Regions from separate parts of the Homo sapiens genome. Here region 1 is linked to region 2. A link is a contact called in ENCODE Hi-C or POLR2A ChIA-PET data. All regions are on one chromosome and are shown on one strand. Each heading gives the region's core, a stretch centred on a gene start or an enhancer-like site at or near the end of the contact. The rest is flanking DNA. Distances are from core to core; before and after follow the strand shown. Region 1 overlaps ASRGL1 (asparaginase and isoaspartyl peptidase 1). Region 2 has its middle 49 kb from the start of AHNAK.

What was found. A loop is a pair of places that touch in the nucleus more often than their neighbours do. ChIA-PET counts read pairs that join two places held with the same protein, here RNA polymerase II (POLR2A). Pooled maps may share reads with other maps.
Region 1: a pooled map shows a loop between it and region 2 (4-fold over the local background). The contact joins two enhancer-like sites. A Hi-C loop is called at or near these places in 8 of 168 maps with a recorded cell type or tissue (Caco-2, PC-3, PC-9 and 5 more) and 14 of 50 pooled maps. POLR2A ChIA-PET finds 5 or more read pairs at or near these places in 3 of 52 experiments (BJ, MCF 10A and naive thymus-derived CD4-positive, alpha-beta T cell).

The regions. Positions count from the first base shown.
Region 1 is chr11:62,377,883-62,382,945 of GRCh38, forward strand. The region is part of intron 4 of ASRGL1 (asparaginase and isoaspartyl peptidase 1); the gene reads left to right. Among named protein-coding and RNA genes, the nearest start is that of SCGB1A1, 39 kb to the right of the region's middle. RefSeq lists enhancers at 4,263-4,828, 4,829-5,063. Within about 2 kb of position 3,088, at least 2 of the 41 ENCODE cell types and tissues checked have a DNase peak (open chromatin) inside an H3K27ac peak, as active enhancers do.
Region 2 is chr11:62,495,077-62,500,186 of GRCh38, forward strand. It overlaps a transcript of AHNAK not described here. Among named protein-coding and RNA genes, the nearest start is that of AHNAK, 49 kb to the right of the region's middle. Within about 2 kb of position 2,460, at least 12 of the 41 ENCODE cell types and tissues checked have a DNase peak (open chromatin) inside an H3K27ac peak, as active enhancers do.

The DNA of each region.
Region 1 (5,063 bases), core at 1,838-4,337, 120 kb before region 2:
ATTGATGCCTGCTGGAGAATGTGCAGTAGCAAAAATCAAAAGTTGGAGTGGGGCTAAGGGATCTATTCTATTTATTTGTGCTGGTTGAATTTTTTCTTCCACTAATTTAATTTTTTTTGTTGCCTCTGGAGTGAATATTCTTTTACTATTTAAATCTGGGTCTCCTCTTAAGATAGAGAACAAATTTGACGTGACATAAGTAGGAATGCCTAGAGTTGGCCGAATCCAATTAATATCTCCTAGCAATTTTTGAAAGTCATTTAATGTTTTTAATGTGTCTTTTCTTATTTCTATTTTTTGTAGCTTAATTTTTCTATATTCTATTTGCATCCCTAAGTAATGAAAAGGAGTAGAGGTTTGAATCTTATCAGATGCTATTGCCAGTCCAGCATTGGCAACCTCTGCTTGCAGAAATGTATAACAGTTAATTAATTTGTCTCTCATTTCTGCAGCACATAAAATATCATCAACATAGTGAATGATATAACAGTCTGAAAACTTGTCTCTAACTGGTTGAAGAGCTTGACAAATAGTTGGACTATTAAGCATTCCCTGAGGTAACACTTTCCACTGAAATCTGGTGGCTGGTTCTTTATTATTTATGGCTGGTATAGTAAAGGCAAATTTTTCATAATCCTGCTCCGCCAGAGGGATGGTAAAAAAGCAGTCCTTCAGATCAATTATAATTAAAGGCCAGTCTTTTGGGATCATGGCCAGAGAGGGCAACCCGGGTTGGAGAGGCCCCATGGGTTGAATTACGGCATTTACGGCTCTTAAGTCAGTTAACTTATGCCATCTGCCGGATTTTTTTTGAATTACAAACACAGGAGAATTCCAAGGCGAGAACGAAGGCTCAATATGTCCCTTTTCTAATTGTTCCTTTGCTAATAAATGTAAAGCCTCCAGTTTTTGTTTTGGTAGCGGCCACTGATTTACCCATACCGGTTTTTCTGTTTTCCAAGTTAATGGAATGGGTTTAGGAGGCTCTACAGTGGCCACCCCTAAAAAGGATACCCTATTCCTTTTCTTTCTTGATTTCTCTCAGTCTCAAGTGGAACTTTAATGCCATTTTCATTTTTTCCTAGTCCCTTTCCTGGTATATATCCCATATTAGTCATGATTTTTTGACTCCTGAGGCTGTATAATGGAGCAGGCATAGTGATTTCTGCACCCCATTGTTGTAATAAATCTCAACCCCACAGATGAAGTAATCATTGGTTGAAGTAATCATTGAAGTAATCATTGGTTGAACAGTACTTTCTTGATTATCCGGCCCTAAACAATGTAATAGTACTTTGATACACTTCTGAGGAGTGCCTACGCCGACAAGTCCTGTAACAGCCTTTCATTTAGGCCAATTTTTTGGCCACTGGTTTAAAGCAATGATAGAGACATCTGCTCCAGTGTCTACCAACCCTTCAAACTGTTTTCCTTGAATAATGGCCTTACACACAGGTCTGCTCTCTGAGAACTGACTTGCCCAATATGCAGCCTTTCCTGCCGGATCAGTGCTTCCAAACCCTCCTTTCTATTTATCTCACTGTTTCCAACCTTAATATAAGGCAGGAGTAACAACTGAGCAATCCTGTCTCCTGGACTGGCACTGCAAGGAATTGAGGAGCTAATAACCAATTGAATTTCACCTTTGTAGTCTGAATCAACCACACCAGTATGAATTTGAACTCCCTTTAGATTTAGACTTGATCTTCCTAAGATTAGTCCTACAGTCCCCTCAGGCAGGGGGCCATATACCCCTGTGGGAATTTTTTGTGGGGGCTCCCCTGAAAGCAGAGAGACTGCTTGTATAGTACATAAATCTACTGCTACACTGCCGCTTGTGGCAGGGGACAATTGTTGTATTGTGGTAACTGGCTCATTCCCTGAGGCACTTGTGACAGTGGGGGTTGTTGTCCCTGAAAACCCTGAGGAACAAAGGGCTGAACTGGGAATGCCCCAGTTTGTTGCAGGGCCTGAGGCTGGCCCCTTTGCTGTTTCCTGACAATAGTTGCCCATTTCTATCAAATTTAGAATTTGATAGAATTCTAATAGTGTTTTTCTTTTTTACATCTTGGACATAAGTCGGGTGGCTCTTTATCTGTTGTTGTTGTAGTAGCTTGAATAGTTATATTTTGTTTTTTTGAGGCTGGGCAATTCTTTTTTAGATGACCAATTTGACCACAATTATAACATTTTCCCCCAAATGTTCTAACTTGTCCTCCTAAAGCAACTCCCATTATTGCTTGAGCCATAAGCATAGTTTTATGCATAGCTCCTCCAATTCCATCATAGGCTTTTACGTACTCTGAGATTACATCTGATCCTGTGGGAACCTTCCCTTTTAATGGCTTAGTGGCTGATTGACACTCAGGATTGGCGTTTCCATATGCCATCAACTCCACTATGACCTTACGGGCATTTTCATCGGTAATTGACTTTTGAGCAGCATCTCGGAGCCTTGCCACAAAATCAGGGTAGGGCTTTTTAGAGCCTTGTCTTATTGTATTGAATGAGGGGCAGGTGGTTCCTGGGTCTTGGATTTTTTTCCCAGGCCCTAAGGCAGATAGCTCTAACTTGCTCAATGGCCTCATTTTGCATTATTGCTTGTTGATTAGTAGTGCTCCAATTTTGACCTTTTCCTAATAGTTGATCTGCATCTATGTTAACTGGAGGATTGGCAGCCCTATTACTTCAGACCTGTTCTTGTGCCCCATCAATCCACCAACTCTTAAATTGTAAAAATTGAGACAGTGAGAGTGATGATTTGGCCAAAATCTCCCAATCATAAGGAATGAGTCTATGTCCATGAGCAGTGGAACCTAATAATGTTCTCATATAAGGGGAGTTGGGTCCATACTGTTTTACTCCCTCTTTCATATCTTTTAACATTTTTATAGAAAAGGACTCATATCTGGCCCCAACTAGGGTAGGCGCTCCTTCTTGGGCCCCTTCTCCAGGTGGCATCGGTACTGGGAATTGCCACGCCTCAATATCTCCTTGTTTCCTTGCCTTATCAATAATTTTATGTAATGCACTACCTTGTCCACTAGGTGGTGCTGTAGGATAAAGTCTTATAGTGGGCGGCTGAGGCTATAGCGCCCTGCCCTGTGGTGCTGGAAACACTCCTGGCTGTCCATACTGATTTTCTGGGGGCGGCCGATACTGAAGTTCGGCTGGCGGCCAGTATTGATAGGCTACTGGCGGTTGGGTCTTATTTTCTACCGGCTGATATTGTGGATACTGTATTTGGATTGGCGTTGCCATGACAGAGACTCTCTATTTGATATTCTCTTGGGGTTTGTACTTGTCTAACCTGCATTTGAGGTTGTAATGTTACAGGCATCTGAACCGCTGGAAGAGGAGTTGGCCATCATGGTTTAGACTCTGATGGCCCCGCTAATTCTGGACCTTTTTCTTCTAATTCTAATGCTTCAGGATATATTACCTCCTGTAATTGATTGTAGTCAACATTTTGCATTGACCGAGCCATTACAGACTCTGCTACATATTTACAATGTGAACTTTTGAACTTTCCATTCCTTTCTGGGATTCTATCCCTGCCTATTCTTCACAATCTATTACACAGCTTTCAGGGGCATCAGCAACTGAAACGCTATCTTCTCCTGTTTGAAACAGTTCTAAATTAGCTGCTTTAATAATGGCCCAATCATTCCATACGGTAAGTGGGATGATTTTACCCTTCCTACTTGCTTGTTTTAATTCTTTGCCAATTTTTTCCCAATCTTTTAGATCTAAAGTTCCCTGTTCTAGAAACCATGGGCAGAATTGTTCTACTGTTTGAAATAGCGTGATTAGATTTTTTTGTAGAGACTCTAACTCCCCCCTTTTTAAAAGAATTTTAATAAAGCTGAGATAAGAGGCATATTTACTTTCAGTTTGCCCCATTGTTACCCTAGGTTCTTCCGAGGGCACAAGCTTACCACAAGACTGACTGTAGACGTACTCGGGAATCTCTCATCAACTTGTTCTCAATGACCACGCTCTAGCTCACCTTCACCCTAGAGAAAAGCACCCACGTTGGGCACCAGATGAAGGGGTGGCCAGCCCCTCTACACCTGTGGGCGTTTCTCATCAGGTGGGACGAGAGACTGAGAAAAGAAATAAGAGGCTGGGTGCGGTGGGTCACGCCTGTAATCCCCGCACTTTGGGAGGCCGAGGCCGGTGGATCACGAGGTCAGGAGATCGAGACCATCCTGGCTAACAGGGTGAAACCCCATCTCTACTAAAAATACAAAAAATTAGCCGGGCCCAGTGGCGGGTGCCTGTAGTCCCAGCTACTCAGGAGGCTGAGGCAGGAGAGACAGAGACAACGTATAGAGAAAAAAAAGTGGGCCCAGGGGACCGGTGCTCAGCATACGGAGGACCCCCACCGGCAACAGTCTCTGAGTTCCCTCAGTATTTACTGATCATTATCTCTACCATCTGGAGAGGGGGATGTGGCAGGACAATAAGTTAATAGAGAGGAGAGGGTCAGCAGGAAAACATGTGAACAAATGTCTCTGTGTCATAAATAAGGAAAGGTGCTATGCCTTGATGTGCATGTATACAAACATTAAAGAGCAGTATTGTCGCTAGCACCTCTCACCTCCAGCCCTAAGGCTGTTTTCTCCTATCTCAGTAAATAGAACATACAATCGGGTTTTAAACCCAGACATTCTATTGCCCAGGGACAAGCAGGAGACAGATGCCTTCCTCTTATCACAACTGCAAAGAGGCCTTCCTCTTTTACTAATGCTCCTCAGCACAGACCCTTTACGGGTGGGGTGTCGGGCTGGGGGACAGTGTCGGGCTGGGGGACGGTCAGGTCTTTCCCTTCCCACAAGGCCATATCTCAGGCTATCACATGGGGAGAAACCTTGGACAATACCTGGCTTTCCTAGGCAGAGGTCCCTGCAGCCTTCCGCAGTGTATTGTGTCCCTGGGTACTTGAAATTAGAGAATGGTAATGACTTTTAACAAGCATACTGCCTTCAAGCACTTTTTTAACAAAGCACAGCCTGCATAGCCCTAAATCCATTAAACCTTGAGTCAACACAGCACGTCTC
Region 2 (5,110 bases), core at 1,210-3,709:
AATCACCTGATCTCAGGGAAGTCAAGGCTACAGTGAGCTGTGATCACACCACTGCACTCTAGCCTAGGTGACAGAGTGAGACCACCTCCCCCAACCCGGGCAAAAAAAAAGAAAGTGGCAGAGCTGAGATTTGAATCCAAACTACCTGGTTCATAAACCCACACTCTAAACACTAAACCATCCATTCATGTTTCATAGCATATATTAGGAAATATGAAAGAAGGAAAAAAAATCCAAGCCAAAGTTGCCAGTATATTCAAGATAAGAAGTTATCCTATAGAAAGCATGGCTTTCACCTAAACATGTAGATTACCTCACAGTGTCCTGTTGTAATTCATTGCCAAAACTAGAGTGCTTTAGAAATAACAGTAATAGGCCGGGGACAGTGACTCATGCCTATAATCCCAGCACTTTGGGAGGCCGAGGCAGGCAGATTACGAGGTCAGGAGATCGAGACCAGCCTGGCCAACGTGGTGAAACCCAGTCTCTTCTAAAAATACAAAAAAAAAAACATTAGCTGGGCATGAAGGCATGCACCTGTAGTCCCAGCTACTTGGGAAGCTGAGGTAGGAGAATCACTTGAACCTGGGAGGCAGAGGTTGCAGTGAGCCGAGATCACGCCACTGCACTCCAGCATGGGGACAGAGCGAGACTCCGTCTCAAAAAAAAAAAAAAAAAATAGCAGTAATATGCCAGGCGCAGTGGCTCATGCCTGTAATCCCAGAACTTTGGGAAGCCAAGGCGGTTGAATTATTTGAGGCCAGAAGTTCGAGACCAGCCTGGCCAACATGATGAAACCTCGTCTCTACTAAAAATAGAAAAATTAGCCAGGCATGGTGGTATATGCCTGTAATCCCAGCTACTCAGGAGGCTGTAGCAGGAGGATCACTTGATCCCAGGAGGCGGAGGCTGCAGTGAGCCAAGATTGCGCCACTGCACTCCAGCATGGGTGACAGAGCCAGATCCTGTCTCAAAAAAAAAAAAAGAAGAAAGAAAGAAATAACGTTAATATTACTAAAAGCAAGCAAAACAAAGATTCTATAGTAGCTGGACTAAATAAAGGAGTAGGAAACGAGTTCAGTTACTATTCACTTTAGAAAATGAAACAATCAAATCATTAAGTAAATGGTTTTCTGATACAAATACAAAATTAATCTGAAACCATTAAAACAAGTCACACTGCCTTAAAAGTCCTAGGCTCCCTCTGAAAAGTGAACTTCAGGAAAAAGCCATTATGAAATCTAGCCATCCTAGGTGCTGTTGCAATTCAATCACTAGAGATTAATATTAAGATACTCTATGAGTCTAAACTGTACGGAAATCATCAAGCAGGGAGAAGGAAAATCTTGTTAGTAACAAAGAACTATGCCTAGAGAAAATTCTCAGGGAGAAAAATTCTTCCACAGCCACCACTCTGATGTAATCTTGAAAGCAGGTTGGCCGGGAGCGGTGGCTCACACCTGTAATCCCAGCACTTTGGGAGGCCGAGGCGGGCAGATCACAAGGTCAGGAGTTCGAGACCAGCCTGATCAACATAGTGAAACCCTGTCTCTACTAAAAGTACAAAAGTTAGCCGGGCGTGGTGGCGCGTGCCTGTAGTCCCAGCTACTCGGTAGGCTGAGGCAGGAGAATTGCTTGAACCCGGGAGGCGGCAGTTGCAGTGAGCCGAGATCGCATCACTGCACTCCAGCCTGAGCAGCAGAGGGAGGGAGACTCCATCTCAAGAAAGAAAGAAAGAAAGAAAAAGAAGAAAGAAAGGAAGGAAGGAAGAAAGGAAGGAAAAGGAAGGAAGAAGGGAGGGAGGGAAGGAAGGAAGGAAAGAAAGAAAGAAAAGAAAACAGAGGTTGAGAAAAATAGAAGAGCAAATGACATTAAGGTGTGGGTGGGAGAAGAAAATTGCCAAGGAATTAAATGGTATAAAATATAAAGTGTTCTTAAAGCTTTTCCTTTTAAAATGTACTTATCTGTGGAAAATATTATACTGAGTGATGCGTGGGCCTTGAAAAGATTAAGGCTGGATCCAGACTGCGGTATCATTCCTGAGGTACAAGGAAAAGGTTTGAAGATGGGCCTGATATCATCAAAGCCAAGCACAGGTCAAAACCAACAACTGCTAAAGTGTTCTGAGCTGATCAAAGGAGGAATCCAAAGGCCAGTGCACCATGCAGCCTGGGACTGAATGATTGGCATTGTCATCTCGTCATTCCAGGACATGACCACTATGTGGCAGGAAAGGATGTGGCAGAAGGGCAGGCTATGGCACCAAACAACTCCTTGAAGCCACTCAAGAAAACAGAGGATAAGGAAGGGAAGGGGGAGGTCACTCCCCTGAGGCCCTCCAAGGCCCCAGACTCTCCCATTTCATATCTAAAAGTCATGGTGAAATGGGTGGAGAAAAGTGATACACAACCATTCCTATCAAAAAAGGTGGAGACATGATTACGCCCTTTATGTAAAACAGTTACTAAGTAACAGAAGACATAGCATTAAATAGCATCATTACGACATATCTGATTATGTTACTAGTGTGAATCACTCACAATTTCCTGTCCAAGAGAGAGCTGAAATTTTTATTCTAACAAGATCATAGAAACTGGTAATAGGCCAGGCGCGGTGGTTCACACCTGTAATCCCAGCACTTCGGGAGGCTGAGGCAGGCAGATAACCTGAGGTGAGGAGTTCAAGACCAGCTGGGCCAAAATGACGAAACTCCATCTCTAGTAAAAATACAAAACAATTTTGCCAGGCGTGGTGGCACGCCCCTGTAATCCCAGCTACTCAGGAGGCTGAGGCAGGAGAATCGCTTGAACCTGGGAAGCAGAGGTTGCAGTGAGCCGAGACTGAGCCACTGCACTCCAGCCTGGGTGACAGAGGGGAGACTTCATCTCAAAAAAAAAAAAAGTAAACACTGGAAATGACTTAAAAGTCCATCAATAGAGGAATTGTCAAATATGCAATATATCTATGCTGCACAATATTTCACAATGAAAAGAACGAGGTAGGTCTGTTTTCACCTACATGGAACATCTCCAAAACGTTAAGAGGGGAAAAAGGAAACTGCAAAACAGCACAGTCCAATCTTATTTATGGTTTTATGGGTTTTGTTGTTGTGGTTGTTGTGTCGTTGCTAACCCACAAAACTCTAGGCTTCTATGTTAACATACAGACTTGTCCAAATGCATTGAGCAAAGTCTACAGGGCACATGCCAAGATGAAGCTAATGGTTATCACTAAGAAGGAGCACGCAAGTGTGTTTGGAACAAGGGGAATTTCTCTTGTATTGTTTTAATTTTTTACAAAATGAATGGCATACTAAGATTACACTAAATGTAATTATAATTACACTATATAGTGTAATTATAATTACACTATATGGTGTAATTAAAAATTGAATCTTTGGGGCCAGACATAGTGGCTCATGCCTATAATCCCAGTGCTTTAGAAGGCCAAGGTGGGAGGATCGCTTGAGGCCAGAAGTTTGAGAGCAGCACGTGAGCAACATAGTGAACCCAGACTCACTCTAAAAAAAAAAAAAAAAGAAATTTTTTTTTATTAGCTGGGCATGGAAGCTGTGCCTTTAGTAAGAGCTACTCAGAAAGCTGAGGTGGGAGGATCTCTTGAGTCCAGGAGTTCAAGGTTGCAGTGAGCTGTGATCATGCCAGTGCACTCCAGCCTGAGTGACAGAGCAAGGCCCTTCTCTAAAAAAAATAAAATAAAAACAAAAAACAAAATAAATAGATCTTTGGAAATGTTGGCTCTAAAAATTTCCACCTGTCCAACAGAATATTCATTAGGATTGAAAGTACTTTACCAGCTGTGATTACTTCAACAAGGGGAGGTTCATTATTCAACAAATATTTATTGAGCATCTACTGTGGGCCAGGCACTGTTCTAGACTCTGGGGATATATTAAAAATCCCTGCCTTCATGGAGCCTATATTCCAGCGGACTTTATGGCCTCTCTTCCGCCTCGCTTCTCCCACTTCCTTTGGTGGGAGTGGTCTCTGGAAGACAGGCATGGGCATGGGGAGATAAAATATGCCCGGAGGCAGGGGCATGACGTAGATGAACTCTGACCATGTCTTCTAGGCCTGGGAAAGAGGAAAAGATAGAAAGGGTTTAAGGCTTTAGTGCAGACCCATAGCATCCGACTGGCCTCTCACTAAACATCCTCTGTATCTGTTCAAACCTGCCAGGCGCAGTGGCTTATGCCTGTAATCCCAGCACTTTGGGAGGCCGAGGCGGGTGGATCACCTGAGGTCGGGAGTTCGAGACCAGCCTGACCAACATGGCGAAACCCAGTCTCTACTAAAAATACAAAAAAATTAACTGGGCATGGTATCGTGTGCCTGTAATCTCAGCTATTCGGGAGACTGAGGCAAGAGAATCGCTTGAACCCGGGAGGCGGAGGTTGTAGTGAGCCAAGATCGCACCACAGCACTCCAGCCTGGGCAACAGAGCAAGACTCCATCTCAAAAAAACAAAAAACCAGCCGCACAAGTTGAGCTGTCGGCAGCTGCGCAGCTCCTAGCCACTCCTCCATCTCCTGGAGACTGTGAACCAAGCCACAAAGGGGAAAGGGGTGTGGCCGAGTGCTGGTGGGGCTTAGGAGCTCCTGGCTCCTCTGGGATGCCAATGAGACTTCCCTTCTGGCATGAGGCCACGTAGAATGATGATGGCTGAGAGTGCAGCAGTAGGAGGACAGAGGATAGCTGGTAAAGGGAAAGTGAGTAAGTGGAAGGAAGTCCATGTAAGAGCTAACTGTGCTCCATCTGGGCCAAAATGGGGAGATCACATCTCCCTTCAGGCGTCATCTGACACCAGACCAAGGCTCAGCCAAGCTTTTCTGTGCTGGAAAGCCAGAAGCCAGGAAGGAGAGCCTGCTGCTCCTGGGTGCCCTCACTTTCCAGTCCTCTGCTCCTCTGTCCCCCACACCAGACTACCTGGCTCCAGCTTGCTTCTTGTCTAAGCTGAACAGAATAGAGAAGAGGGCAGGTGAAATGCCTCAAGACAGGCCTGGCATGAAAAAGTGGAACTTAGTTTGTGGCTTACCCAAGAGATTAAACATAGTCTAGTTGTATCCACGCAATTAAGATGGGAAGGTTAAGGA